Linked DNA regions of Homo sapiens: region 2 is linked to region 1. Evidence: chromatin loops called from intact Hi-C (ENCODE). Cell type or tissue: natural killer cell. All regions are shown on one strand. Each heading gives the region's core, and the rest is flanking DNA. Links, peaks and the distances in the headings are about the cores only. Region 1 has its middle 55 kb from the start of TMEM132E-DT. Region 2 overlaps TMEM132E (transmembrane protein 132E).

What was found. A loop is a pair of places that touch in the nucleus more often than their neighbours do. Peaks named below come from ENCODE experiments on the same cell type or tissue, not always from the same donor. Only the 100,000 strongest peaks of a DNase experiment are listed, where the experiment ranks them.
Region 2: it touches region 1 in a loop (6-fold over the local background); 1 of 110 quality-filtered maps calls a loop at or near these places.

Annotation. Positions count from the first base shown.
Region 1 is chr17:34,516,252-34,532,139 of GRCh38, reverse strand. No RefSeq gene overlaps it. Among named protein-coding and RNA genes, the nearest start is that of TMEM132E-DT, 55 kb to the left of the region's middle. In natural killer cell, for the core only: no CTCF peak of the experiment used is centred there; no DNase peak of the experiment used is centred there.
Region 2 is chr17:34,580,148-34,595,619 of GRCh38, reverse strand. It overlaps TMEM132E (transmembrane protein 132E), which reads right to left. Exons shown (of 9, transcript NM_001304438.2): 1 at 14,477-15,472. The coding sequence starts at 14,543. Among named protein-coding and RNA genes, the nearest start is that of TMEM132E, 8.3 kb to the right of the region's middle. RefSeq lists an enhancer at 3,335-3,835. In natural killer cell, for the core only: no CTCF peak of the experiment used is centred there; a DNase peak (open chromatin) is centred at 10,439; H3K27me3 peaks cover 2,674 bases.

The sequences.
Region 1 (15,888 bases), core at 4,140-12,139:
CTGTCCTAGAGCTGGAGAGAGACAACAAAGCAGTTTATTATGCTGCACTCTGCTAGGTGTTCCAAAACAAGGCAGCCAGCATGGTTAACTGTCCATTATCCTTATGGCGACCACATTTTCCCAGCCCCACATCAGGACAACTGACCCGGCAAGCACTCATGTACCTAGGGAGACAACAGAATGGAATATGGGAAATTGTGATGGCCAGCAAAAGTCTGGGCTATTTGGGCATCTTAATTATAGCATTGATCTCAATTTACCTGACATCAGATTTATGTGTGTGTATAGATGGAGTGAGGATTAAAAGAACAATAGTGGATGTATTTCAGAGGGCATGCTCAGGTATCTTTGATGTCTTGACCTTTTCATCAGATGCCACCAAGAATCTGTATTTTTGTTTTCTTCTTTAATAAAATTTTGGGAAATTTTAACCCTGTTACAGAGCAAATAGAATCAGATTTCCGTCTTTGCAATAATACCCACAGCTGATTCCATGCACTTGTGATAGTTGTTTATGTTGCTGACTGCTACCCTGGGCCCCTCTCTGGGGAGTAGGGCTGTGTAAGGGTGTCTAGCTTCCTCATTGGCAGGACAGGAAGTTCCTTGAGAGCAGGAATGGAGTCTTATTTATCTTTATTTTTCTATCCCCTCCAGTGCACTGTACAGCCCTTAGAATAAGGTAGAGCTTAAGTAGGGCTTGTTGAATTGAATTATTGAGTAGACAGGCTTGCGATGGGAAATAAACAAACAAAAGAACCAACGCCTTATAATTCAATGCTGCTCAATCTGTCACTTGCAGACCAAATCCCCAGCTCCCTCGGATGGCTGGAGAAGGGAGCTCCCAGACATGGAGAGAGGGATGTACCTGGCACTGCACTGTGCACACAGGATCACACTCATCCTTCCTGCATCTCTGGGATGGAGGTGCTCTTACTAACAGGTTAGGGAGCTTCAGTCTCCCAGGGAGGACCTGGAGAGCTGGGATTGGGCCCGTGGCCTGCCTATCCCGGCTGTACCCTTTTCCTCCCAGACAGTGCTGTCTGGGTCAATGTTGCTATGACTCCTCCCCTCCCCTGGCCCCTCACGATTCCTGGAAACAGCCTGCAATCCCCTGACCTCTTGATCAGTGGCTATGGAAACAATATCTACTCTGACCTCTGTAGTGGCTTTGCTCTCCTTATTGGTCCCAAGTTTCTAAAATATGTCAGTGTAAAGATCTCACCCAGAGTCCTGTAGCCATCAAGGGCTGTCTCACTGGTTTTTGGTTATAGGAAGGAATTTTGTTTCTTTGGCCTTCTTTCTGTGTGTGGTGTCTGGCACATAATAGCTATGCAATTCCTGCTTGTTGAAAGAGGAAGGAAGCAGGGCTGGATTGAACAACTGAATTGTCCTGGCTTGGGTCATTCTATAGCCCTCCATTCTTTGGACAGTGGAGGCTCAGCCTGTGAAAGCAAAGTAACCAGGAAGGAAGGAAGGAAGGAAGGAAGGAAGGAAAGAAGAAGGGAGGGAGGGAGGGAGAGAAAAGACCAATATCTCCCCTTTTTCCCCTACAACCCTCCCTCCCACAAGCTGTGTACATTTCCCAAGAACAAATGTTTACCCTGTGGGCTAGCCCCTAGCACTCAGAGTGTGGGCCATGGCCCAGCAGTATTAGTATCTCCTGGGAGGCTATTAGAAATGCAGAGTCCCAGGCCCTACCCATACCTACTGAATCAGAATTCTCATGTATCAAGATATTCAGATTTATGTGCACATTAATGGTTGACTAGTGCGGGGCTAGATGACCTGCACTTAGAACCTTGTCTATTCCTCTAAGAGACTAGTCAGGTTTCCTGAACATTATAAGGAAGGCATTGGAGAGGATTTTAATACCAGGACCTCAGGAATGGAGAGAGGAAACATCTTGAGAGGAGACTAATAATGATTTTTATCATCATAATTGCTAAAGTTTATTGAGCATTTACTATGTGATAGGCACTTGACATTCATGATCTTATTTAATCCTCACAACAACTTTATCAAGGAGATATCATCATTACACCCGTTTCAGAGATGAGAAAACTCAGTCTGGGGTGATAGAGCAATTTGCCAGGATCATACAGGGAGATTTGAGTTATTCATCTAACTCTGGCTTCTCCTTGTTCTATAATGTTGGCCAAATGACTTTGATCTCCAGGCCAGGCTGACCACCCTTTCACCTTCAAACCAGAGAGAACAATGCCCAGAGCCTTCTCAAAAGCAGACAAGGAGAAGGATAGTAAGTACACAAGTCTGCAAGGTCCTTCAGAGCTAAGATGTCCTATTTTCAATGCAATAGAATCATTTAACTGATAAACACGGAGGCAATGTCAAGATGGCAATAAATTGCCTCGCTATCAGGCAAGGCCTTTGTGTAACGTTCAAAAGAAACTAATTAAAGAAATTTTTCTTTAAAGTATATTTGACCCAGACATTTCTACATCGGCCCAGGATGCCAATCCAGTTTGAAAACTTGGTGTAAAGCTTGCATTATTAATGCACACTTGAAAAATGATATTGCATATTTGCCTTAGAACATTTTGGGAATGGGGGAGGATTAAATGTATCTCTTGAGGATTTGATCAGGGAAGGAAGTGGAGGGTGGGGTGATGCCAGAGAAGGCCAGAGAAGGTGTGCATCCTTGTAAAACATCTATCATAAAACTTGGGTCTTTATCGGAACTCCAGCGTTCAGATGACTGAGACAAATTTTAAAGAGAATTTTTTCACATCTAATACATAAAACATGATCTCCACCATCTCTCTCTCTTTAAACAGCTTTGTTAAATAGTCAGTTGAACGACATCTCCCTTGCTGCCATGAATCCATTAGGGAATCATATTTACATAGGGGATTTTACTTGACAATCTCAAATCACTTGGAAAACATCAACCTTCTCGGCCTCTCAGCACCCTTTGGGGAGCTGTATGCATACTCCTGGTTTATTTCTCGCACCCTCGTGTGGTGACAGTGGCTCCCAGAAAAGTGGACTTGGCAGAACCAGTGCCCCAACTAGTGCTTTCCAGGATACCTCTCTCAGGGCTGCCCCCTGACTCCCACTTGCTGGATTGCTTGGACCCATGGAGATGGGCATGGGAATGGGGCTGGTGCAGCTCCTGCCATCCTCATCCTCATCACTCAAATGTACACTGAGCAGGCATGGAGACTCCAACAAGGAAAGAAGCTGGCATCTCAACAATGACGGCAACAGTAAGAGTAGCTCATGTGTATTGCTTAATATGTGACCGGCAGCATGTTAAACACTTGGTGTGGGGTTGCCCAGTAAATCCTGGTGAGCCTGCGAGGTGCTTCTAGTGTTACCTTTACAGCATCGATGAAGAAGTTGAGGCCTAGAGAGCTGAAATGATGGGCTCAATTCCCACTCTTAGGAAGACAGTCTCAAGCCCTCATTTGTCTGTTTCAGTTCACACTCATCTACACTATCATGATAGACCAAAGGGCATTATATGTACAGAAGGAGTTTCAGGAAGGGAGAAAATGGAACTTGAAGCGCTTTGTCATATATGTATTCAATGTGTGCATTCAGCAAATGCCTCCAGCTTTGGCTCCCTTCCATTCCATCCTAAAAGGCTGAGATAATTTTCTTCTTTTCACTTAAAATAGCCTCTATCTAGATATGTGAAGCAGCTAGCACGGTGGCTTGCACACAGTATATGGTCAATGACGTGACTTCCCTTTTCCATTTGTAGTCCATGCACACATGCTGACACTCCCTAATTCCATGAATCGATATATTTCTTAAAACGATGCTCAGAGGAGGATTCTGAGAACACAGATGGGACAGGACTATGGCCGTGGTCACTTTAAACGTGGTTTGCCACGTCAGCAGAAGCCATTGAAAGCAGAGGTAAGGTTTCAAGGAAGGAGAGGGGCCTGTGAGGCAGGTGGAAATGGACAGAGTGGTGGATGGGCAGCAGAGTCGAGCAAGGTGAGGACGGATTTGATATTCTGCTGTGTGAAAGCAGGCAGGGCTGATGCTGAGGAAGAAAATCACCGATAGCCTAAGGGCCATCCTGTGTAGCTGTGCAGGTTGTGCACTGCAGAACTTTAGGGGGCGCTGTTCTTACCACCCGGGGAAGGGAGGCCCTAAGCGGACCCTGCACAGTCAGCAGGGGCCTAGGGAAGGACCTTGCCTGCAACATTTACTGAGTACTCATAAGAGTGGAAGCATGTGTGGTGGGGAAAGGGTTTTTAAGTTGGGCCTTTTAGTTAGAATTTTGACAGATGGAAAACAGGGAGGGGCAAAGCCCAGGTGGCTGACTCCTATTCGTCCTTTAAGGCTGAACTCATGCCTCCCCTGTGCTGGGACCCGTTCTGTGGCAGCAGCTGCGCCGCCCTTTTCCTCCTACAGCACCGGACCTACCTCACCCTAAGCTTCACCACCCCTCCCTGAAAGGGTTCATTCCCAAGTTCGTGGAGTCTCATGGTCCCCCTCCCAACCCCCCCGAAACCCACCATCCCGCCTCCACTACCCTGTAAGCTCCTAGAAAGCAGGAACTATGTTTTTCACTCCAGTAGGCAGGGATTAGCAGTGGTGCTAGCACATAGTAGGTCCTGGCACGCAGTAGGAGTTGAATGAACCAAGTAACCAATGTATAAGTACAGGAAGCTGGTGTGGGGGCCAGTCATGCGGGCAGGATGGCCAGTGTACAGCCAGGAGATGCCAAGGTCCCCAGAAGGGGCAGTGGACCGGGATGAGAACAGGCAGAGCTCAGGGACCTCCCGGCTGTGGGCAGCAGGGAGGGTGGAGAGAAACCCAAGGAATGTCAGCCACCCCACGTGGAGCTGGGGGCTATGCTCAGGAATCTAACACGCAGCTCAGAGCCAGGCGACAGGCTCCAGCCCTGTGTCTCTGAGCCTTGTTTGAAGGCTGATGATTTTTTAACGGTGTTTGTCTCCCTGAGGGTCGGAATTCAGGAAATGCCCCTCTCTAGTAGAAAAGAGAAGCGGCTGGGAGACAAATATCTTTTATCAGATCAAAAAATTAACATGTGAAGCAAAGCCAATGCTGCCGGGCATTCTGGGGCATGGAGAGGCCAGAGACCCAATGATGTCTGATGACTGACTGAGGGACAAAACAGGCAGTCTTCCGGGGCCAAAGCAGGGGAATGCCCTGCTCTCCAGCTCCTGCTTGCAGGGGCCTTCCTGAGACACATGGGCTTGTTTATTAAGGCCTCAGAGGCACTGACACCTGCTCTCCTCCCCACAGTGGGAATTGGACCCTCCTGTGGTTGCCACTTACTGAGTACCTAAATCCCAACCACCCTAGATGTGGGTGGGAACATAAATAGATGCTCAGAGAGGCAGTGTAGACAGTGAGAAAAGCAGTAGACACACCTTGTTCAAATCCTGGCTTCCACTTCCTGGCTGGGTGACTAGAGGCAAGTCACTTAACCTCTCTGACTGCCTGTCAAAAGAGCTAATGAGTCCTTCTCATACAGCCGTTGTGTGGATTCAGTGGGACACCTTCTGTAAGTCAAGTGTCTGGCGCATAGTAGGTTCTCAATTAATTACAGCTGTTATAAATGATTAATAACCTCGTGTCTCCTCTCAGCCTAGCTCAGGCTCTGCTGCCTGCTGCCTTCAATGTCCCTGACCCCCACACTTGCTGCTTCCACCTCCAGCCCCACTCCTCCTTCCAGGCCTAGCCAGAGGGCTGCCTACTCCATGAGCCCCAGGCCAGCTCTTCCTGTAAGAAGGGTCCTCCCCTTAGGCCAGGATGTTCCAGTTTCTCTCTTCCAGCCTCAGCCACCTACCCCAGACCCCAGAATAACACAGTGAGACCTGAGCTCTCAAGTTGGACACTCTCTTTGATGTCTCTGTGCCTCAGTTTCTTCATCTGTAGACCTGGCAGAGTGGCACGAAGGCCTTAGGTCTGTGTTCCCTGCAGGCAGGAGGCAGGGAGCAACATGTTCTTGGAATAGGGGGTGCCCATGTGTCCTGAGCACCACCAAGTAACCCCCTTTCTTTGAGACTCATAGAGGCTAAGGGGCTGGGTGGGGGCCATGGGGTAAGCAAGAGGCAGAGTTGGGGTGTGGGGCTAGGGGGGCTGCTCCCCAACTTCCAAGGTCCTCAGAGGGGCAGGAACCAGTGTTAGATGTGGAATACTCCAACTATCTCCTTGTCTTACTTCCTCCCCTCAGCTTCCTGCCCCCTCTGCATAGTCGGCTGCTTTCTTCCCTCCTATCTCCATAAAAACCCTCTGGATGCTCTCCATCCTCCTCTGCCGGCATTATCGGTCTGGCTGTTATCTCTCTCCCTGGAAGGCTGGATGCTTCACATGCCTCCTGCTTCCTGGGCATTACAGCAGATTCCTTATAATGAGCATAATCTTCACATTAATCCAGGGCTCCTCTCTGAGGGACCCAGGGTGCCGGATGGGCTTTACTGAAGCCCTCCTCACTGGAATCCACTGGGGAGGAAGCAGGTAAGAGGAGTATTTTCCCATTTCACAAATGGGGAAGCTAAGGCTGAGACACCTGGTGCCCGGATCTCTCCCTAGATCTCCCCTTGCCTGGGAACCAAATATCAGCCACCCTCCCCTGGGGTTGCCTCAGCCTCACCAGCCGCATCCCCTCTCCATGGCTTTAACCCCCCAGCCCACAGATGCCTAATTCCTCCCTCCCACCTCACTTCCTGGCTGGCTGCCTCTCCCAGCCTCTGCCCTGCCTTTAGGCAGAGTTTGAATCAGCTCCCCTTCCTGCTTTTCCAGCCCCACATGCCTTCAGATCTTTCTTGAGGTGTGCCTTCCCTGCTTGACTCTAGTGATCCTGGAATTAGGGGCTCCCACACATTGTCCAAGGAGCTTCTCGGTACATTAGACCAGGGTTCTTAACTGCAGGGGTAGGGGGGACGGTGAAAGTCTATGAACTTCTGAAATTGTAGGTCAACATGTCAGTGCACGGATACGTGGAAATATTTCAGAGGGAGGGTCCACAGCGCTAACAGAGTCTTCGAAGTGGTCTATTGTTGCAAAAAGGTTAGGAGACATCGCACCAGCCTGCGAATGACGGGAATCACTGAGGAACTGGTTGCTTACGCACAGTGCACACAGAGGGCAGCTTTATGCTTTGTCTTATCTGGGGCCTGTGGCCTCTGAGTAGGGCATCTCTGCCTGGCTATTCTGCCTTGGAGACTCTGACTCTGCCCTAATATGCTCCCCATCCCCAGCTCCAAACACCTTTCTTCTGCATTTCCTCAGGGACTGGATACCGGCACACAGGTTGACTTCTCCCTTGTGGGGTCAACTTTTCCTCTATCAAGATGCCTTGGCCATTTCTGGGTCCTGGTCTCTCTACTGAGACCGGTGCTACTCAAAGTGTGATCTGTGGATTGGCATGTTGGGTTGTGCTGCTTTAGACTTTATCCAGGCAGTTCATTTTGTTTCCCTTGACTGTGCTGTTTCCCTCCCTGCCTGCCTGTCAAAATCCTGTCCATCGTTGGACAGGCCCAGCAGTCCCAGGCCCAGCTCCAATGCCACCTCCTCTGGGAAGCCCCAATGGATGAGAGCTGTCCTTCCGATTGCCCTAGAGCTGGCTTCTTTCCTCATTGACAGCACTTACTGTGCACCCAGCAGTGCTCCACACATAGAAGGGGCTCAAGAAATGCCTGGCGTGCCCTTCGTTGCTCCTGTTGAGGAAGAATTCACTCATATATTCAACTGTGCATTTGTTCAACACATTTGTGCCAGACATTGTGTTGGGGGACTAAACAATGAAAGGGACAACAACGTGGTTGCCCTTACAGAGGTTCTGGTCAAGGGAGGCAGATGGACACGAGGACAGGCAATGGTCTCAGCGTGAGTGATAACTACTGTGTTTGGGGTCAGAGGGTATCCTGAGCGCATATGAGAAGGGCACTCATTGCCTGAGGAAGATGGGGTCTTCGGTGAGACCTGGTGGCATAGTTAGCCAGCGCCGTTGAGGAGTAAGGAGTGTTCTGGGAAACAGGGAGAGCCCACCTTAAGTGTGGAGCCTGCTGTGATCCAGAATTTAAGGCATTTCATCTGCAGAAGCAAAGGCTGTGGGAGGAGAGGAGAGGAGAGGAGAGGAGAGGAGAGGAGAGGAGAGGAGAGGAGAGAGGAGCCCAGGTCATGGAGGGCCCAGTAAGTTTGAAGAGCTTGGACTTAATAATAAGAGCTGGCATTGGGGAGCTGTGCTAGTTACTCTGCCTGTGTCACAAATTACCCCAACACAGAGTGGTGTAAAACAACCATTCATTATGCTCCCAGAGTCTATGGGTCAGGAGTTGGGTCAAGGCACAGTGGGGAGGACTTTTCTCTACCCTATGATATCTGGGGTCTCAGATGGACCATTCAAGGACCAGGGGCTGGAATCTGTCTGGATGTTGATGCTGGTTTCCTGCTGGGGGCCTCAGTTCCTCTCCACATGGGCTGGAGTCCAGGTTTTGGCCATTCAACCTGGCCTGGGATCTGTGTCTGAGACTTCCCTACTACATGTCATATTTGTCTTAACCTCCTCTCTTCCTGAAAATGCTAGAGGTAACCTCCTCTGGGAAGCCTCCCCGCCATCTCTCTGGTTAAGGGGGCCACTTGCAGCCTCTGCCTGAAGTCATTTGTCTCCTTGCCTGTCTCCCCCACTAGTCTGAGACCTCCTTGAGGACATCTTCCTTATGTCTGATTCCCCGTCACCTGGCATACAGAAGATGCTAGATAAATGTTTGCTGGATTGTCAACTAAACACGAGAAGGTTGGCCTACCAGGGTTGGCATGGCATTGGCTCTTTGGCTTATCTTTGTTGAATCTGCCCTTTTAATGCTGCATTTTACCTGCCTCCTTTCTAAGCTCATTTAGGTCAAATATTTATAACTATTATGGGGCCTCATTCCTTACCTAGGGCTTCCACTCCTGCCCTCTTCAAATTACTCTCTACAAAGCAGCTCCAGGAGGCTGCATCAGATTTAAATCAGAGCATGTCCCTGGCTCAAAACCCTCCAATGTGTTTCCATTGTAAGTGAAATCCACAGCCCTTTTGCAGCCTATGGTCTACAAGGCCCTGCATTATGTGCCTCTGCCTTCCTCACTAACCCCATTTCCTAGACACCCACCTCCCACATTTCAGTGACACTGGTTTCCATTCTGCCTGAACAAGCTAAGCTCCTTTCTGCTTCAAGACTTAGTATTGCTATTCTCTCTGCCAGGAACACACTCCCTTCATCTCCTTGCTTGGTCATTCTTTATCACTGAGACCATAGCTCGAATGCCACTTATTCAGATTTTCCCTGAACTCCTAGCTTATGTAGTATCCTCACCCCAGCCACCCTCTCTTCCAACACTCCTCCAATTTTCTGCATAGTTATTATCAGAAATAATCTAGTTTCTCTACCTGTTTACCTTGACACTGCTGGTCTCCTTCACTGGAATGCAAGCTTGCTCAGGGAAGGATCTTGCTATTCATTGCTAGATATAACATTCAGAACAAGATTCTGACCCATAAATATTTGTGGAATGAATAAATGCATGCATGGAGACCCATTGTACAGATGGGAACATCTAGGCACAAGTAGCTTGCTGGCTGAGGAGTCTGTGGCTCTAGGCCTCCAGCCCCGCCCACCTCTTCTTCCTTGCTTTGGCTCCCATCCTTCCTTTCCCACCCACCCCTCCCTCTTGTGTGGTGCCAGAGTACTCCTTTCTCTCCTCAGCAGCCTGGGCTGGGAAGGGTCGGCTGAGCTGGTGAACACAGGCGAGCAGCTGCAGAAGCATCGCAGGAAGTGAGAGAGATCCTGGTCCTGGGGGAGCGTTAAACTCCTGACTTCAGGGGGAGGTGAGAAACAGGCAGTTGTCTCCGCCTGCTTGGAGCAGGAGGAAGGCTCTTCTCCTGGTGTTATTGATGGATCAGATGCAGAACTGCAGATTATGCTTCCTGCACGGGCTTCCGTGCCCACCTCGTGCAGAGCACCCAGGCCCCAGGAGGAAAGATGCTCACCAAGGAGTGGTTGGCCTGCTCGCTTGCTCACTCCCACCCCAGGATTTATGGTGCTGCCCTTGAGCAGGAGTCTCTGATGGAGATATACCGGCCTGCTTTTCTGCCGGAAGTGGGCCCTTCCGATGAATCTGAGCGGTGACTGTAGCAGCCACCATGCAGGAGGCAGGAGATCTACGGCCCTCTCTCCTGGCCCTCTACCCTCCTGCCCATCCGGCCCACAACCACTTAGCCTGGAAAGAAAGGCCCTGACCCTCTTGGTCCCTGTGCAATAATAACCCTTGGCAGCTGAAGGACGGCACTACCTAGCTCCCTCCTGCTGAGCTCCTGAGAGGACAGCTGGCTGCCAATCAGTGGTGTAAGTGGCTGCACATTACCAAGCATCAGCTGCTCTTGTGGTGCTGTCCACTCCCAACAGCAAATCCTATGATGGACCAAATGTGGAACCCCAGAACTTGTGCCTAGATTTTCCCATCTGTGCAATGGGTCTCCATGCATTTATTCATTCAACAAATAGATACGTGTCAGGTCTTGTTCTGAGTATGGTATCTGGCAATGAACAGACAAGGTCCTGCCCTGAGCAAGCAGGCGGGGCTGGGGTGGGGGGACTCACATGTACTGATGGCCCCTTCCAAGTGCCAGGCATGCGCCACATGCTGCCTGTTCACCTCTGTCAGTCCCCTCGGCAGCTTTGAGAAGTGAGCGCTGTTGGCTCTCGTTTACAGACACAGAAACTGAGGCTCGGGAGGGGAAGGAGGGGCTTTGCTTGAGTGCCATGAGCATGCGTCGCTAGTTAATTTTTCTGTCAACCCTAAGAGGTAGGGCCTACACATTGTTACTGCCTCTTAGAGATTAGGGGCTTGAACCTCCATGTGGGGACAGAAAGGATGGGGAAGAAAGGATGGGAGCAGCTATTTGTAGAGCCTTTTGTACCAGACACCGTTAAGTTCTTTATGTGTGTTTTATCATTGTCACAGTGAGTCTAGAAGGTAGGTGGGTACTTATATTCTCATTTGATTAATGAAAACTAGGGCTCAGAGGGGTTTGGTAACAGCGGGGGCTGGGGAGAGTTATCCTCTTTCTGCATCTCACAACCAGGCCAGCTGGGATGCTTCTTCAGGACCACACTGTTCAACATCTGCTGGCAGGAGGGGAGTGGTGGCCTTCATTTTTAAAGACCAGGAACGCTGCACCCCTTTCCCTACCTCTCATTGTTGCCTCCTGCCGCACTACCTCCAGCCTTCCTCAGGCCAGGGGGACGAGGAGGTGATGTCTTCTGGCCTAAGCGGGCAGGAATGTCTTGGCGGCCTCCCTGTGATTTCCCTCTGCTCAGTCAGAGTCTGTCACACTGTCTCCTCCCCTCCTACCAGACTGTGCCAGCCCTGGGAGACTTATGGAAAGACACTTTGATCACAGGAGCCCAGGGGAGCTGTAGCAAGTGGGAAAGTAAGATAGCGAGAACATGCAGGTGAGAGTTTTCTATCCAAAGCCGGATCAGAGATTCCTGTTCCCTGCGGTTATGCGGGGACTTGCCACTGTCAGGCAGCAGTGACCAATACAGATACAGACAGCAGGGGCATGACCAACACAGATACAGACAGCAGGGGCAATGTGTAAGCCTGTCATTAGCAGAGGTCATTAGGCCACTGGGGAGGCCTTCTATGGCTTGGCTGTCACTGCTCTGCCATAGTCATCACTTTTTTTGGGGAGAACCAAACCTCGCCTTTACTCCTTGTCACCCCATCGGCTCACTGGAATCACAACATCAGAGCCAGAAGAGCCCCTAGAGATCATCTTCTTCACCCCTTTGGTAATGGACAGGGAAACCGAGGCCAGGGGTGAGTTATTTGCCCAAGTCACGTGGTTTCCCAGTGGCAATGCTGAGATTAGGATTTGGAGCCCTGGTTTTCTGGGCAGGATTCTTTCCATGACAGGAGAGGAAGTCTGGGGTAGTAGTTAAGTACACAAGCTTTGGGAGCAGAAAGATCTAGGCTCACATGCAGGCCCAGCCCCTGGCTTGCTGCTGTATGACCTGGGAGGGTCTCAACCTCTCTCTTTCATCACTGGATGCACATGGATCAGGACCGTTGTGCGACCTAAATGAGAGGTGTACCTAGGAAGAATTGGGTAATGTTTACTGCTATCACCACTGTCATTGCTGTTGGGGCTTCATGCTCCAGGCAAAGCAGACAAGGAGCCACTGCATGAGTGTGGGGGGAGGTGGGTGCAGAGTGCACAGGGCAGGCAGCCTCCTCCCAGAGAGTCTGGGTCCGTTTCAAGGGCCTGGACTTCTTAAGGGTGCTAAACTCCCAGGAGGGTCAGATACCTGACATAGAGGCTCTTATTTATTCCTCCCAACAGCTCTGTGAATTGAGTGGAACTATCCCTATTTTACAGATGAAATTTACAAAACCAAGGTCCAGAAAGTTTCAGCAACTTACCGCATTTCCCAGTTGGTGAGAGGTAGGGCAGTATCGCAACCCTGGGACTCCTTAGTTTTTTCTGCTCCACCAGTGGCACCTGAGACCAGCCTCGCTGTGCTTGCAGGGCATGAGATGGGCGGCTGACTCAGCTTAGAACCTTCAGAGATGCTGAACCCCACCCTGTCCTGGCCTGGATGGGGGCCCCCATCTCTCTGGGCTGTCTCCTGGGCTAAGCTGTGTCCAGCTTCACCCAACAGAGGGCGCTAAGGCCCTGGTTCTCTGGCCAAGTCCTGGACCACCAGGTTCTGCCTGGTTTCCATGGAGACAGGTGGGGTTGAGTCGCCCCAAGATGGTGCTAAGGTGAGAACGCGCTCTCTTTTCTTCCTCTGCTGCTGCCTGTGCTGTTGATATTCTTGACTTAGGTCAGCTTGGGAGTTTTGGCTTGGGAATAACACAAAATAAAACAGGATGGAGTTTCATAGTAAATTACTTTAATTTTTATGGTGCTGTGTGCCCTGTTTCCTGACAAAGTAACTCTATATTTAATAGTTTACAAGTAGAATTTTTCTCTTTGGGTGTTTTGGTTCTCCATGCCCCCACGCTGTCACTTTATCCCTGCATGCCCTCCTCCTTCTAGCCTCCATTCGAATGATTACAGCCCCAGAGAAGAAGCTCAGAAACCATGGAATCCACCTCAAATGTTACAGCAAGGAGCCTGGGAGCCCAGAGGGGTGGTGCCTGGGCCCAGGTCACACTGGGGGTTGGTGGCTGACTCTCAGAGGCAGGATTTGATTCCAGGATCCATCTGGGATCCAGAGGCCCCACGGCTGCTGGCAGGATATGCAAATGGGTAGCAGGCTCAGCCCAAGTTTGGGGGTGCCTAGTCTCTAAGAGTGAGCAGAGGCCTAAGGGCCTGTTCTCAGAGCTGACCATCAGGTCTGTGATGTCCTCAACTCACTTTCCCTAGTGCCAAGGCAGAGTTGGGGAGCCCACCCTTCTACCCCACTCCACCTTTATTCAGATTATCCTTCTGGGACCCCCTGTCCTGCCACCTTTGTTCTCAAAGTTCACATTTATTGGGAGGGAGGTCCCTTTGAGGTCACCTTTGAGGTTCTTGGTAAACTTATCTCTATTAAAAGGCTGGGGTTGTGGGATTGGATCCCCTAGTAAGGTACTAGCACACTTAAAAACTGCTAGGCTGGGTGGAAGGGAGGAGAGGCCTCCAGCAGCCTCAGAGTCCCCAGGGATATCCTGGGCCCCGTATTCACCTGGCTGCACCCCTCCATTCCTGCAACTCCAGGGAGCTAGCGCTACTTGCGAGTCATTAGATGAGGTGTTTGAAATGCGCATTCCTCCAGGTGTGCCAGCACCAGCAGCATCACCTGGGAGTTGGTTAGAAATGCACACATTTGGGCCCTACTCCAGACCTACTGAATCAATGTCTGCTGGACAACGATATCCAAGGGTGATTGCTTGCATGTTGGTATTTAAGAAGGGCTATTTGAAACCGCACCTTGAATCTTCATCCATCCCCATTTAACAGATGCAGACACTGAAGCCAGGGCAGTTAAATGGGCAACCCCAGGTCATGGCGTTAATAAGTCACAGGGCTTGGGTTCAGATTCCACCCTTTCTGATGCCAGAGGACTTTGGAGGATGGGAGGTTTTCAACAGAACAAGATGGGGGAGAAGCGCCTTTGGGAAAAAGGGACAGCTTGAGCATGGAAACATGAGACAGTGAGGCTGAGGGAAAGTGTTGTGATGGGGGTGAATTTAGGAAGTGGATTGGTTACCTGGAAAGGGGCCTTGGCTCTCCTCTGGTAGGTAATGGAGAGCTATTATCTGGGAACAAGAGAGTTCATTGAGCCTGTAGGTCCTGCCTTGCAGGTGAAGTTGGGGCTGAGATACATCCTTGGGACATTTTCTTAAGGGCCCTGGCTACAACTCCATTCTGGCCTCATACCTGAATTATCTAGCTCTGTGAGAGTGAAGCAGAGGAGTAAGTGGGCAGGCCTCTGGGGGCTTGGACTGCAAGGAGCCAGGTGGGGACCATGGGAGGAGCTCTGGATGGGCAGGCAGGTTCATGAGCCCTGAGTCACCTCTTCTCCAGTGGAAACACCTGCAATGCCCTTATCTAGATCTTGAGGGCTTGGTTACCAGTTCCTGTGCCACACTGAGCCGCCTCTGTGGATGTGCTTCCATGTGTCACTACTCTGCCCAAAGCATGGGGCTCAGGATGGACCCCCACCATAGATCCTGCCTGATTAGAGAGACCAGGCTATCTGCCTTCTTCCTGGGTCTGGGCACTCTACATCTAGTAATGTAACCTAACTCTAGCATTTTTAGCAATGGATTCATTGTAGGGAGTATTGGCATCAAGTACAGTGGAAGGAGCCGTGGGCTCAAAAGCAGGAGACTCAGGTTCTACCTATTTCCTCCATTCTTGTCCCACAAGTCAGCTCAGACATAGGACCACTTTTCCCATTCCTCACTCTCTTCCAGTCACCTCATTGCCACCCTCCACCTCAATCAGCATCCTCACAAATGATGGCACTTCCTAAATCAAATTCTTTCAGAGCCAGAAGCTCATGTCCTCTTTAGGGAAACCCAGTGGTGAGATAGGTCAGATTTGCTGTCCCCATTTTACAGATGGGAAGATGGCAGCCAATGAAGGTTAAGGAAGTGACTTACCCTAAAACCACACAGCAAACAAGGGCTTAGGCCAGAAACCCGGGCTCTTGACTTTGAATCTACAGCTTTAAAATCTTGAGGATTTTTAATAGTTTGTCTTGGGATACCTCCTAGAATGTGAAACCCTGGGCTCAGGACTTGAGTCTGTGTGCCTGGTGCTGAGCCCTGGGGCTGGCACCTGGCAGGTATTCAGGAGTTGTGAAACTGCTTGTGTCTTATGTCCCCTGCCCTGGGCCTAGCACAGTAGGAGGCCCTGATGAGGATGTATTCAGTGGATGTCCAAGTGCTGACCAGAGCAGCTTCATGCCTGTCCCAGTCACCTCTGACACCTCACATGCCCCTTCTTATTCCCTGTCTTTGGGAAGCCTCTTTTCTACTCTCTTTCTTTTCCCTGTTTCTAGTATTCTGCTATTTTCTTGCTGTGCTGAATACCCCTCCTTCCAGACGTGACTTTCCTCCAAGATTCCTCCTTCTGACCCAGGGCATAAGGCATACATGGGTGGGTACCCAAAGTGATGGTAGGTCTCATGGGATGGGGCCACTTTGAGCTGCTTTCGGGCCCTACTTCTATTTGTGGCCAGTCTGTTTCTCAATGTGGGGACAGCCTGGAATGGAAGGAGCCCTGGCTGGCAGCCTCTGCTCCTTTCACACTGGGTGACCTTGCACAGTAGTCAAGATATGTGTTCTGGAATAAGCCTTTCCAGGCTTGAATTCTGTTTTTGCTTCCTGTTAGCTGCATGATCTGGGACAAGTTACTTCACTTCTCTGAACCTTAGTTTCCTCATCTTTTAAACA
Region 2 (15,472 bases), core at 7,388-15,387, 60 kb before region 1:
GAGAGGGGCCTGAATCTCCCTGCCAGCCCTTGTCCCATGTTTCTTTGACTTTAAGGATCACACCTCATTGTGAAGCCCTCTGTGCCACAGTCCAGAGAGGAATTCAGAGTACACACAGGCTCTCAGTGCAGGTCCACACACACTGATCTAGTGCCAGCTGTATGCAGGGCACCCTATAAGGAGGTCTTCCCATTGGCTGGTACCAATAATGAGGATAATCAGAGTATCTGTCCTGTTTATTGAGCATCCAGGCACATGCTGGTACTTTACATCCATCAGCTCATTGAATTCTTATGATCTAAGAGGTGGGCACTGTTCAGTATAGACCACCTTACAGGTAAGAAGACTGAAGTTTAGGGAACAAAAGTGACCCCTATCAGGTTGCTGTCAGAGCTGAGGTTCCCTAACTCCTAGGCTGTGCTCTGTTCACCACACTGCAGTGGCTGAATGGGCAAAGCTCTGGACGAAATGTTACTCCATGATGCTGCTGGAGCTCAACTCATCAGTTCACACAGATTTTGGCAGTGGTTCCTACAGAATGACAGGAAGCCATACCTGGCCCTTTCCAAAGTCCGGGTAGGCCAGTCCCTGCTCCTCCAGCACCCTGGCATCGATGACACTGCACTGAAATTATTTGCATCCTTGTCTCATATCAGCCAGCCACTGTGTCTTCATCTCTGCATGCCTGGTGTTTGTCACAGTGCTTGGTGTGCAGTAGGTGTTCAAAAACATGCTCACACCTGTAACCCCAGCATTTTGGGAAACTAAGGCGAGCGGACCACTTGAAGCCAGAAGCTCAAGACCAGCTTGGATAACATCATTAGAATTCCATCTCTAAAAATAAAACCTCAAGAAACCAATTAGCTGGGCATGGTGGCATGCACCTGTAGTCCCAGCTACTACTCAGGAGGCTGAGGCAGGAGGATCACTTGAGCCCAAGAGTTCGAGGCTGCAGTGAGCTATGATCATGCCAGAGCAAGACCCTGTCTCTAAAATACAAAACAAACAAACAAAAAAACATGTGCTGAATGAAACAATAGCGAGTGTCTATTTGAGCACTTCCTACAAGCCAGGCGCTGCTCCAAGCACTTTACATGCATTAACTCATTTATTCATTACAGCAACTCTATGAGAAAGGCACTCTTATTATCCCATTTTATAAACGTGGAAACGGAGCCACAGAGAATTTAAGCAATATTTCCAAGACCACACAGCTGGGATATGGCAGATGAATGTGTTAATGAGTGAATGAAGGAATACATTTTCTTTCTCTGGTTACTGCCAATCATGCCACCCAGTCTGTCTTGCTAGTGACTCCTTGGGTGGAAAGGGTGAGCAGTTGCGAAGGAGTAGGCTCCCAGGTTCATTCATTCATCCCGCAGATCATTATTGAGCATCTCCTCTGTGCCAGGCCCCAGGGGTTGGGGATACAGCAGTGAACAAAACAGAGATGGCCTCTGCTCTCAAGGGCTTCCATTCCAATGGAACACATAACCATGTCATATGTCAGGTGAAGGGAAACAGAGCAGGGTCAGGGGACAGAGTGAAAGTGCACAGGGCTGCTTTAGATAGAGGGGGACCAGGGAGGGACCTGAAAGAGGTAGGAGGTAAGAGGCGGGAATCGTGTTTATTCGAGGGGCAGCAAGGGCCAGCCAAGTCCTTGAGGCTCTGTGCCTGGCATGTCAGGGACAGAAAAGAAGCCAGCGTGACCGGAGACGAGCAGGTGAAGGGGAAGATTGGGTCAAAGAAGTAGTGTCGGGAAAAGGGACAGATCATGCTGGTGGTATGAGCTACTGTGAGGACTTTGGCTCTCACTCTCAGTGAGGTGGTTCTGAGAAGAAGGGTGATGATTTGACTTGTGGTTTGCAGGATCTCCTGGCAGAGCAGAAGGGAAAGTGGCCTTAGGAGGCAGCTGGAAGCTGCCTACCCCGGCCCTAGAAGCTGCTGCCTCTGAATGGATGGGAGTCATCATCGTCAGCACAAATCATGCCAGAGCTGAGGAAGGGCTGAGCAGGCACTGAGCTGGGCAGGGGATTTCCAAGAAGGACAGCAGGAGGTGAGTGGGCTCAGCTTATCAGTCCCAGAGCACTGACTCTGGGGCCCTGAAAATACCTCCAATAGGAGAACTGGGTATGGATAAGCCCGTGGGCAGCATCCAGCCCTGTACTGTCCTGTTGGGTGGCCACTCACCACATGTGGCTGTGGAGCAACTGAAATGTGGCTAGTTGGCATGAAGATATGCTGCTGGCAAGGCAGAACGCACAGGGGATTTTGAAGATTTAATACAAAAGAAAAGAACAAAGTATCTCATTCATAATCTTTTATACTGATTACACGTTTTTATTTTTGATTGTTTCAATATAATTTTTTTTTAATGTAGAGATGGAGTTTTATTTTGTTGCTCAGGGTGGTCTCGAACTCCTGGTCTCAAGGGATTCTCTGGCCTCAGCTTCCCAAAGTGCTAGGATTACAGATATGAGCCACCAGGCCTGGCCCTGATTACATGTTGAAATGACAATTGTTTGGGCATATTGGTTAAAACATACTATTAAAATTAATTCCACCTGTTTCTTTTCACTTTTTCTCATGTGATAAATAGACAAGATTAAGTGAGATACGTGGCTGCTGTTATATTTCTATTGGACAGTGCCGATGCTGCTCAGCAACCTCTATTTCAAAGACAAGAAAACAAAATTCCACTGGGAGGAAGGGTTTATCACAGGGCTTGCAGTTGGCTGAGAGAACAGTGGTGGAAAGAGCAACACCAGAGGTGGGAATGTGGGGAGGTGGGGGACCCTCTGGGTGGGTCTGGTTTGTCTGAGGTGACTCCTAAGTGTTCCTTGATGCCAATGATACCATTATGAAATAATGATTATGGCAACCATTTACTGAGTGAGCACTGACAGTGTCAGGCGGAGTGCATAACTGCAGTGGCCCCATCCTCAACAACCCTGCAAGATGAGTAGGTTTTTCTTCTTATTGTTTGCACATAAAGAAACTGAAACGAAAGAGTAATATGCGTATGGTTACCTGGCCATCCTGCTAGGAGTGGATGAGGAGGCTCCTGCTCCAGGATCTTCAGGGTTCAAGCCTGTATCTCTCCCCATACACCTTCAGGCTGCAGATTAGGGAGGCCTGTGTTCCTTGTCAGAAACTCCCTATAACCCTAGACCTGCTATCTGGCAATGGCAGTGCTGTCCTGGCAGTGTGTAGACAGACTTTATACCCACCATGGGGAGGAAGCAAATTTCAGGAAGCAGTGGGCTTGCCAGCTGGGTGCAACTTTGGCATTGTGATGGGGGCCGGCTGCTGGACGCAGGAATGCCTCCTCCACCCCGGTTGGGCTGCAGAAGCACTGGGAACATGGGGCAATGCCTGTGACTGCTTTCCTGGGAAGGAAAGTGGGGAGGGAGGAAGGGTGGGGGCCAGCAGCTGGCCACTGCTGTTTTTAAAACAAGCAGCATGTTGCTAAGAGGCATCAAGGGTTAAAAAACAAAAATCCCAAGCAAAACAAAAAACCCAACCACCAGAAAACAGCTCTCCGGGAAGTCTTTGGCACTGTCTTAAACATGCTTCCCAGCAGTAAGGCCTGGCTCTAGGCAAGAAAGGATGGAAAGACACCAGTTTACCGAGCCCCTCCAGCAGGCACGTAGCATTTGTTCTGGATACTTCCAAACACACCGTGGGATCTCATTCATGCGGCAGCCCAGCCTGAGAGAGGATATTACTCCCAGTGCAGACAGGGGAGGAGAGGCTCAGGGAGATGTCAGCAAGTGCTCCAGGGTCACTCAGCTACACTGCAGCAGGGCAGGCAGCCCACACCATTTCAACCTACATTTGTGTGACTTGAAGACCCACCATGATTCTCTGACATGACTGGTTCCTAAGACCTTCCTGGGGCCCAAATGCTGACAGTGACACCTGTGTGGATCCGCTCCTTCAGCTGCTGGCTGACTGTTGGATGAGGAATGAGGAGGTAGGCTGGTTCTCCATTAAAAATAGTGAGGAAGCCTGGATGTGGTGGCTCATGCCTATAATCCCAACACTTTGGGAGGCCAAGGCCAGAGAATCACTTGAGGCTAGAAGTTCGAGGCCAGACTGGGCAACAATGTATTTGCAAGACCCCAGGGAGAGAAAAACTTAAAAGTTAGCCAGGTATGATGGCATGTGCCTGTAGTCCCAGCTACTTGGGGATGTGGAGGTGGGAGGATTGTTTGAGCCCAGGAAGTTGAGTCTGCAGCCAGCTGTGATCATACTACTACACTCCAGCCTGGGTGACAGAGCAAGACTTTGTCTTTCAAAAAAAAAAAAATAGTGAGGGAGATCCCATCTCTCTCTAGGTTCTCCTACTTGGCCATATTCTTCAGAACTCCTGACTGGACCGTAAGGATGCTCCTGTACACCAAGGGGTCAGAACTGGCTGTGAAGTCACAGGCATGTCCCTTCTGCTCTCCAGGAGTTGGCTGCTAAAATAATAAAGACACTTCCACGTACTGAGCCCTCGTGCTGTGGGCTCCTCACCTTCAATTTGCCATCCAGTCTTACAGAGGTGGAAACCAAGGAGTGGAAACCTAAGTCAGGCTGCTGGTAAGCGGCAGAGTCAGCACTCACACTCAGATGTATCCCTCTGGTTCTAACGGTGAGCTCTTTGTCATGGGGTGGCGCCTCAGATGACTTCTGGTGCTCATTTCCCATCCCAAGGCCCCCACTCCCAGATCAGATGCTGCCAACACTTGCTTCAGCATTGATCCAATCTGCCAATTGTTCCCTGATCAAGTAATTATTGAGAACCCTGCTTTGATGATGTCACTCCCTCACTCCATAACTCTCTACACCTCCCCAGCACTTCATGGAACATTGGGCCAAAGTCTTTAAAGATCACCCAGGTAAAGAGTTACCAATTACATACCCTGAATTTAGCATTGTATCTTGCTATTTCTTCACAGGCATTTTGGCTCTCTCCCACCAAGACTCTGAGAGTTCGCTGGCCAGTGACCATTTTTGCCCTGTGTTTTTATCTTATCCAGGGTATCAGACAAACAGTAGATGCTGGCTGATTAGTCTTCAGAAGCAGAATTCTTGAACTTAGTCAAGGGCTCCTAAAGTGGCACTTCTTCCATGAAGCCTCCCCAGATCCCTCTAACAGTTATGACATTTCTCCCTCTTCCTCCACAATGCTCTGTATCCTTTGCAACATGTCAATGACTCCGCATTTTATTACAATCTGTGCAGATGTGGAAGTGAGGACAGCAGACAGGTTGGTTTTAGAGCTGAGTGTAGGGAAAGGGTGAGAGTGGAGGAGGAAAGCTATGAGTGTCGGGACCAAGCCAAGAGAATAGAGTCCATAGCCAGCTCCGGGGGGGAGGATTCCTGGTGTCCAGCACAGGATGTGGCTCATAGCAGGTGCTCATTTCATAAGTGACCATTGAAATAACTAGCTAGTTCAATAACTGCTCAGACACAGGTGTGTGGTCAGTGGTGGCTGGAGGTGGGGGCGAACTTCCCAGGCAGGAGGGCTGGCAATGCCCCAGGATGGAGCCCAGCCCTCTGCACCATGCCAGTACCCTTGCCTCTCACCCCACCACCTCCCACAGCATTTCAGACCTCTCATGCATGGGGCTGGCTGATGGCAGTTTTTATCCTGCCGAGTACAGCCATAGAAAATTGAGATCATTTCTCTGCTGTGTTGGCAGCTGAGAAAATGGCCATTTTTCCTATTTCCAATCCAATAGTTCCTTGCTTTTGGAAAAAAGACCCCATAAGCCAGCCTCTCTCCAGTAGAGACAGGGCAGGGGACAATGTGGTCATCCTGGGGCAGGTCACCTCCTTGGCTAGGAGGGTGGGCTGCAGCCGTCATGCGGTGGCAGGGCTCCGGTTGTGGGTGGAGGGACTACCAACTAAGGCATTTGCAGACATAGAACGGCAACAGGCAGTAAGGTCAGAGCAACAGGTAACCCAGGGCCTTTGCGGGGTGCTCAGGGACTCAGAAGAAGTTGACTTTGCAGTCCCTGAACACAAGGACCCCCACACCTGCCACTATTGCACTCCCCAAATCAGAGTGGTGTAAGATCAGACAGGCCAAACAAGTGCATGTAATCCCTGCCCCTGAACTGATTTTTTGTAAAGGCAGGTAATTAGTAAGAAAATCCAAATCTGTGAAATACACTGAAGGTTGCTTAGCATCCCATATGCCCTGGGCAGATGAGAACAGCCGGCATGTGGCCTCCATCATGACAGCTCCCTATTTCCCTCAGCCTGCCAGTCACTGTGACTACAAGGGCGCCCCTGGCCCTTTCCCCTCCCTCCTGGTCCGTCCAGGTGCTCTGCCCCGCTGGCCTCCTTGCTGTTCTTTGAATGGTCAAGCCCACTCCTCCTAGGGCTCTTATCCTGACTGGTCCCTCCACCCCGAAGGCTCTCAGATATTCACTTAGTTTCTCTCTTACCTCCTTAACGTCTTTGCCAAAGGACATTCTATCAACTGATCATTGGTATTAATGCTACGCATCCCTCCCCTGACATACACACCCACCTCAGATTTCCCAATTCCCCTCACCCTGCTTCCCTGCCTTTAAAATAAATAGCACTTGCCTGTAATCCCAGCACTTTGGGAGGCCAAGGTGGGTGGATCACCTGAAGTCAGGAGTTCGAGACCAGCCTGGCCAACATGGTGAAACCCCATCTCTACCAAAAACACAAAAATTAGCCAGGTGTGGTGGTGCACACCTGCAGTCTCAGCTACTCGGGAGGCTGAGGCAGGAGAATCACTTGAACCCAGGAGACAGTGGTTGCAGTGAGCCGAGATGGCACCACTGCACTCCAGCCTGGGTGACAACCAGGGTGACAGAGTGAGACTCCGTCTCAGAAAAACAACAGCAAAACAACAAAAACCACTCGTTGCCTTTGAACATATATAATTCACTTATTCAATGAATTTATTATTTACTGTCTGCCTTCCCCACCCACAATATACATAAGAATGTATATTGTGCATCCCTCCTCTGACAAACATACCCACCATGAATGCAGGGATTTTTGTTGTGTGCGCTGACTACAACCAAATGCCTAGAACAGTGCTTGGCACGTAGTAAGCGCTAACTGAATACTTGTTGAGTGACAACGTCTCTGTGTGCCTGTATGTGCACAATGATTCATTCATTGATTCATTTGACAAGTCATCAGTTGCCTAGTTTATTCCAGACATCACCTCCCAGACAGACTCTGGGAATACAGAGGCAGAGAAAAGATCACACACGTTCCAGGTCTATTTGAGCTTTTGGCCAGCAGGAAGCCAGGCAATGCAGAATTAAAACCACGGCAAATCTGCAATGAGTTGCAGTGGGTAGTGGGTCCTTGTTCTTAGAATAGGGATGGGCTTCCAGGAAGAAGTGGTGGATATGCTCTGCCCTGACAGCTGAGTAGGCAATGGAGTGGAAGAGTGTGAGTGTTCTGGTCAGAGGGAACAGCATGCACAAAGACTGTGACATGCAAAAGAGCATGACTTATTCGAGGGACTGAAAGAAGCATGGAGGGCAAGGGAAGAGAAAGGCTCAGAGGAAACTGGAGGGTCAGTGGGCCCTGACAGCACCCGGCAGGACTCACTCAGGTATAAGGGCCCGCATGGCTGGCTGCCTGCATCTGTGCTGATTCTGTTGGCAGGAGACAGAGAGGTATGGCAAGAAGACCTCCGAAGGCAGGGTCATGACTTCAAAAGCCAGTGCAGCCAGGACTCTGTTGAGCCTCAGCTTTGCCTTGCATAAAAAGGGGATCACAGTGCTGCCTTCACATAGCAGCCAATGTGACAAACAAAGCCATCATGGATCTGAACTGCAGAAGAGTTAGAATGCTCAAGCTTAGCAGTGTGTGGCCGTGACTGAGTGGGTGTGCACATGAGTGTGCACCTGTGCTCCTACCTCCCACCAACACCATTCTTCCACCATGACAAGGCCGCTGCATCACCTGTACCAAGCTACTAAAAATACACTGGCTTCTGGACCAGAGCCAGGCTCCCCCAAAACCCTGGGGGCTGAGGTAGGGAAGGAGAGACCAGGAGGGGCTGAGAAGGTTGTGGGGTCCTCAGTCTCTGGGCAAAGTGGTCATCAGTCACTATCAGACCCTCACCACGCAAGGAATAAAGGCTACCCCTGAGATCTGGAGCTGTGCCTCCCTCATCTTATTGGGGCCTCTCTGAAGATGGAAATTTGCCTCCCTTGTTATACTGGGTGCTCCCCAAGTGCAAGAACCATTCCCCCCCACTGCCACAGCTTTTCTTCTTCAGAAAAAGAGAGAGGTTGCCGCTCTGTGACTGTGACTAATTCTGTTTAAGGGTTGGCCAGCTCCAGGGCTGTGTTCCTGGGGAGGGGTTTAGGAGTAAGGTGGGGTATCCTAGCTGCCTGTTCTCTCAGGGCCAGGGCCCCGTGGGGTCTGATGTTCAGTTCTGGGAATTCTTGGATGGAGATGCTGCTGAGAACCTGGACCATTTTAGGAGTCATCCTATCCATCCTGGTAACCTCATTCTCCAGCTCCAGTGGTCGTGAAAGATAGGCCCAGGGAAACAGAAAATCTGAGAAGTTCTGCCAGCAAGCACACATCCTGCCCACTGCCGTCAGTTTGAACTGAACAAAAAAAGTCATGTAAGAGAAGAGAATAACCAGCTGCTCATTCTCACAGGCCAAAAAAAGTGTGGGTGAGAATGCAGCAGGAAGGATTACAGTTTGATAAAAAGCAGAACTTTTTGAGGGCAGGTAATGTCCTAGATAATTTAGGCAAAAAGAGATTTTCTTCAATTATCTTTTCTACTTCCCTTTTTTTTTTTGCATTGAATTATTCATCCTTGCACTCATTCATTCGTGCAACAAGCATTGAATTATCTAGGTAACTGCTTCCATTTTCCACTTCATCTTGCTGGGTTGTCTGCTAGCCAGCAGGGCCTGGGATGGAAGTGTGTATGGCAGAGAGTGGGTGGGAAGTGGTGGTGGTGGGGAGCTGAAAGGGTCAAATGACACAGCAGAAAGGAGATAATGATGCCTGGACTCGGACTGTGGGTGCTGAGACCACTCTAATGGCTTGCTTGTCCCCCCCCACTTGTTGCAACATTGGCTCACTTGTCTCAGTCCCCCCTTTCTCTGGGCAGTGCATTTGTCCCCCAGAGACCCGTGCAGTAGCTAGCTGAGTGTTGGTGCTCTGTGATACACTGTCCCATCCTTGGGGACTGCTGGAGTATGGCAGAGCCAGCTGAATTGGTGATAAGAAGGCCTACTTTTCTTTTCATTTAAGAAGACAGAGAAGGAAAAATTTTAAAGAAATTTATGTTCCTAAAAACACACACACACACACACACAACTGGTTCATTAATCTCTTATTAAAATTCTGTGTTGAGCATGGGCAAGGAAGAAGTAAGGAAGACCCTGGGGAGGAAACGGGGAGGAAGAATACGATTCTTCCACTTGTTAGCATCGGCTGCAGGAATCAGGGGAGAGAGGCGTGTGCTTGGGGAGAGAGGCGTGTGCTCTGACAGAGAAAGATGAGGGAGGTAAGAAGGGGCTTCTTCATCATAGAACAAAAGAGTTGGGAGGGGGCTTGGAGGGCACCGCCCCCTCACATTTGGGAGAGCAAGAAAACAAGACCCAGAGAAGTAGGTGAAATTCCTGTGGCTACACAGCAAACTGATGACAAAGTCAGGGTTTGAACCCAGATATCCTGTATCCTGAGGACTGTGTGATTTCAAACTGCTTTGAATTTCAAGACTTTGGACCTTTGTCTCATTCCCCCCAGTTGGACTTTGAGCTACTGAAAGAGCTGGAGGTCAGGTCTGGAATCCCTCACATTTCTTTCATAGCACTTGGTAAGGTTTATTAATGAATGCTACTAGTAATTGATTATCATGACTGCTTGCAACCAGAGGCTGGCTTGAGGCTAGAAGCCCATCACTGGAAGAAGCTGCAGAGAGAGGGGATAGTAGAGGTGATGGAATCTGTTGAGGAGTCTGGGGCAGACAGCCCCATTTGGGCTCTGGTGCTTGTTCTGATTCCAGAACAAACTTGCAGAGTGAGCTTGGCCAGTCCCTTCCCTGTGTGTCCATTTCCTCATCCACATGAGGTTGGATTTGGTGGTTCCTCTTTCAGTGTTTTGGACATCATTATGTGCAGGGCAACAAGGTGAGACCCTGCCCGCTACTACACACTCCCCTGCTCCAGGTAGGTGGGCCAGACCCCAGTGGTGGGAGTTGGTGCCTCTCAGGGTTTCAGTTTCTGCAGCATCGCCAGCACTCACTACCAATCTCAAGTCCAGGGTCTGTCAGTTCCAGACAGGCCCCCGGCAAGGGCCTAGGAGACACCCAAGTCCAGCTCTGGTATTCCACAGTGGCCTTATCTCCCACAGCGAAGCACCAGCCGTCCTCAGAATGGATTCCAATAAAGCTCATTTCCTGCCACCAAGTTTATAACACATCCCCACCTACTGGTCTTAAACATTAACAAGGCTATGTTGTGAATACGGCTGCATGTGGCCAGAAGAAAGATGGGTGTGGGAGAGGCGAAGCAAGCATCATCCCTCACGCCCGGCAATAAAGGGGTCTCCCAAGGGCTGGTGCTTACCCTGTCCTGCTGTGTTCCTCCTGCATCTCCAAAAGGGCTCAGGGCTTGGGTGATCGGGGGATGGGGTAGGGGTGTGGACACAACCCGCAGGAGAAACTCAAGGTTGCTGGGCTGGGGATCATGGAGGTGAGGACACGTTTTGAGACCATGTATTCAGAATGACCCTGGACACTACATTTGTATCCTGTGAGACCATGTCATAACATGTCACCGGAGACACATGGGTCTTGTATGTGCCCACTCAAGGGGCATGGCATGGGCCTGCTCCATCCTCTTGCTCTCTTTGTGGTATCTCTGCCTGTCTCCTCCCCTGCCCCTCTTCTGCCCTCTACCCCAGAGCTCCCTTTTCAACTGATGCTGGGAGGGTCCCTCAATACAGAGTTGTCCTCCTACCCCATCCATTTCTTCTGAGCACCTGCTATGTGTCAAACACTGGAGAGCCATGCAAACACATAGAAGACATGGCTCCTGCCCTAAATGCAAGAACGTGGGGATCAGGAGGATTGCACAGGTAAGCATGCCCATGTATACCCCTCACACAGCAGCCTATGAGGAAAAAGTGCTAGAAAAGTAGCATGAAGTACCAAAGAAGTCATGGAAAAAGTTCATTTATTTCTATCAGGGTATGGGGACTGCTGGTGAGAAGCTAGGGGGTAATCTACGGAGGCTCCCTGGAGGAGGTGACATTTGAACTCCGCTTTGAAGGTTAAGTAAGAATTTCTGGAGGCAAAGTATTCCAGATGGAGGGGCTGGTGGGTGCAAAAGCAGAAAGGCAGGAAAGTGAGAAAAGCAATACCTCATAGGGCACACGGAGGATGGCGAGAGGCCAGTATCTTTGAAGTAAAGATGTGGATTTGGACAAGATCATAAATGGCTTTGGATGCCAGGGCAATGAGTGTGCCCTTGATCCTAGAGGCTGTGGGGAACCAGTAATTGTTCCTGAGTAGTGAGCTGACATAATCAGCCCTCTAACAGATTTATCCACCACGCTGACCCCTAAACTCCTATTCAAACTAACAGTGGGGCTGGGAGTCTCCCCAAATATTAGATACAAGAAAGTGGCCTTCACAGATGTTCCCTGGAAGAGGGCTGGAGACTGGGAACAGTGTAGAGGTGCCCAAACACACCACTCTGCCTATCTCATGGGCTGAACTGGGCCCTGAAAAGGTAGTAAGGCTCCATTCACACATGGTCTCTGTCCAGGAGTCCTGGCAGAAACTGGAAAGGGGAAAGAAAGGCCAGAGACCACGCTGCCTGTGGAAGATGGGGAATGTGAGGGAGGCAGCCCAAGGTCACCCTGCCCGGTGGCGCCAGAGTCAGACTGAAACCCAGGCTACTTGGCTCCCAGTCTGGCTGTGTGGTCAGAACCCTGTGACCTCAATTGCCTGCCAGGCACAGAAAACTGCAACTGTCCCTCTATCTCCCAGCATTTTAGAAAAGCCCCGGAACCCCAACCAAGAGTCAGTTTAAAGGGAGACTAAGTCCCCGGACCCTATTCTTAACAGAGGGAAGGGGTGGCTACGTGGGTGTCAGGCAGCCCTGGAGGAGGAGGGCAGCCCAGGCAAGATGGGGTTTTATTGTGGGGGGATTTCTATCATACTGGCCTTACCCATCTGGGGGATCCCCCAAGTTTTAAGTATCTGCTGGCACCCTTCTCTGAGGCAGGGGAGACTGAGACATGCGATGGAGAAGAGAGTTCAGGACTCAGGGAAGGAGGTTGGAAAGGAAGCCAGATAGTCAGGAGGGGAAATGTCCGCTCAGTAGGGCGATTCAGACCCTACCTCCTCAAATACCTTCTTTCTGCTCAGGCAGCCAAGCCCTCTGCCCTAGGTGTGCTGTCACTGTGTTAGGCACTGGCTGTGTGGAGAGACAGGGAATAAGCCCATGGCTCTGCCTCCACCAATCCAGGACTACTGGGGCACAGAGAGGGCACTGGTGCCTAAGGAAAAAAGGAGGCCAAGGCCAAGACCAAGGGAAGGCAGCCAGGACGCTAAGGCCCAGCTGGAACTGCGTCTTAGGAACAGGCAGGATTCTGGCAGGTGAGGAAGGGAAAGGGATCTTTAATTCCAGGCTCAGGGATCGGGAAGGTGGGCAGAGGGACCCTAATGACAGAGTTTGAGCTGCCCATCATCAGCGTTTGAGGTGACGCCATGGTTGGGCTTTGGGAAGGGAACTCCGACAGCAAGATGTAAGAAGAGGGGAAGAACCCACCTAGACTCAGGCCTGGGTTTCTGGGCTTCCTCCTACTGGGCAGGGAAACTCCCTGCCGGCCAGTGCTAGGTCACAAGTGCAGCCCATGCAGCTCCAGTGCGCAGACAGGCAGCCCACCTCCCTCTCCCCCACCTTCATTCTCAGTGTTGCACACAGAGCCTAGAGATTTCTGGTTCCCCGCTATGCTCCCACTTCGCCCCACCTCACCCTCGCCCCCCTGCTGGCTCGCTGCTCTGCCTATTCCTCCCATAGAGAACTGAGGTTAGCTGTCTCTGGTGAACTGAACGCAAAACAACCCCCCCTGGTGTTACCTCAGCCGGGAATAACCAAGCCACCCATAGAGGGAGGTCTGCCTGCTCCCCGCCCCCCTCCTAGCCCCAGGACCCTACGATTCCGAGAGCCCCTCTTTTTCTTATTCTCTCAACCTTGAGAATGCGCTTTGGTCAGGGTGAAAGAGGCCGCTGGTTAGAGACCTTGGGCACACTCCTGGCGAGCTTGAGCAGGCTCTTAGGGACTGGGCAGATCTGGGCAAGAGCTGAGCCCGGCACACCGAGGGCGCTCCACCAATGCGGAGAGCCCACTGCCCCCTCCATCTAAGCGCCCTCCATTCTGCCTGAGGCTCACCCCTCAGCGTGGAGCATCGAAACACCCCCGCCCCCCAACCCCGCCACGCCTTGCTGGTTAAGAAAATGTATCCCAGGTCGGCTGGTTTCACGTTAGGAGGGAGCAGAGGGCCCCGCTTCTCCACTCTCCTTTCGGAGCTCTCTCCCTCCCACCTCGGTCTGCTCCCCTCGCCTCCTGGAGCGTCTCCAGCTTGCGGAAGGCCCGCTGCAGCCTCCTTCCCTCTGGTCTGATTTCCCATTCTTGGGGGCTGTTCAAAAACCCGCTGCCCCCCACCCGTATGCCCGCTGTCCCACCGCCAAAGCGCGCCAACCTCAATCCCTCCTTCTCCCACCCCCTTTACCGCGGAGCCCGGGGCGAGCCTGGGGAGCAGACGCAACAGATTGCAGAATGCGAGAGCGCGGAGCCCGCTCCCTCCGCGCGCGGCCCGCGGCCCACCGCCCCGGCCTGTGCGGGTGCCCAGACCCCCGCCCTCCGGGCTCGCCTAAGCCGGCCATTTAGATGCAGCTCACAGGACCGCGGGCGTGCGAGCCGCGGCGGCTCCCCGGCCCGGAGTCAGTCCACTTCCCTTCCCGAGGACCGCCGCAGGAAGCGAGGCGACGGGCGGCGCGGCCCCGCACCGGCCTGCGCGCCCGGGGCGAGGAAAGACGCGATCCCGGCGGATCCCAACAGCCCCCAGCCCGGCCGGCTGCAGGGAGAGACGGGGGCGGGGGGCGGCCTGGACGCGATCCGGAGGATCCCTCGGATCCCTCTAGATTTCCGTGGGCGGACACGACCCCAGACCTTCGGGTTCGAACCCTTCTTTATAACCAGGAGAGGACTGGAGCGACACCCTCCCCCCACCCTTTTCTGGCGCCGGGCTCGGTCCCCTCAGCTGAGCTCGCCGGAGGGCTCGGGGGCTGGCGGTAACTCGAGCTGCAGCCAGAGACGCCAAACCCGGAGTGGCGGCTGCGAGTCCAGGGGGTGTGGGTGCTCCTCTCCCCAGTCTTCCCCGTACCCCCTCCAGTGGCGCCTGCCGCATCCTCACCCCCAGTCCGCGCCGCGACACTTACCGTGGGCGAGTAGCGCTGAGAGGCAGAGCAGGGCGGCGCCGCCGCGGCCCGACATCCCCGGGGCCATGGCCGAGGCGGGGGCGGGAGGGGTCCGAGAGAGCAACAGTCGACGACGACTTGGCCCCAGGCTGGGCTTGGTCACATCCAACTCAGGGCTGCCGTGGCGCCCGGCTGTCTCAGATGCAGCTCCGGGACCAGAGAGTGCAATTCGGGGACACTTTGCGGGGAGGGGGCGTCCCAGGCGCTGGCGGCTACACCCTCGGAGCCGGTGGGGGCGCAGCTCCGGGCGGGAGGAGCCTCCACCTCCCCCAGCTGGTGCCCCCTGCAGGATCTGCGAGGCGCGGGGGGAGCTGCACGTGCAGTCCGGAGCCCGGTGGCCGCGGGCGTCCCGGGGGCTACCTAGAGCCCAGTGCTGAATCTCCCGGCCTCACGGCCCAGCTCGAATCCGAACTCACTCGAGGGTGCCGACTTCCAACGCAATCCCCAGTTTCCTCGGTTTCGGTAGTAACCGCACATGGATAGCGCCGCTTTCTTCCTCCAAGCCCCTGCAGCAGCCCAGCATAAAAATCCCAGGTCAGGTGCAAATGAATGCTGTCTTTCTCAAAGAAAGAGAAAATCCAGACAACTTTAATCCATCTGGAGAAGGAAAAGTTTCCGTGCGGTGCTGAAACTGGCGACGCCGGTCGCCACCACCCTAGGCGACGCCCAGACCGGATGCCCGAGGCGGGCGGCCAGATGTTTGTCCCCTCGCAAGGCTCGCTCCTCCGCTCCAGCGCGCTTTCTCCAGTCTGGATCAGGGCCCAGGCTCCACACAGGCCGGCTCAGCGCCTCCTGCCCAGGCAGCCGCTCGGCGGCTGGGGCAAGGGTGGCGCGGCCAGAACGGGCTGCCCCATGTAGATGGGGCTTGGAGAAGCGAGGGAGCGAGAAAGCCGGCTAATGCGCCCTGCCCCGAGCCCTTCCTGCCCAGGACGTCGACTCCAGCTTGATGACCATAAA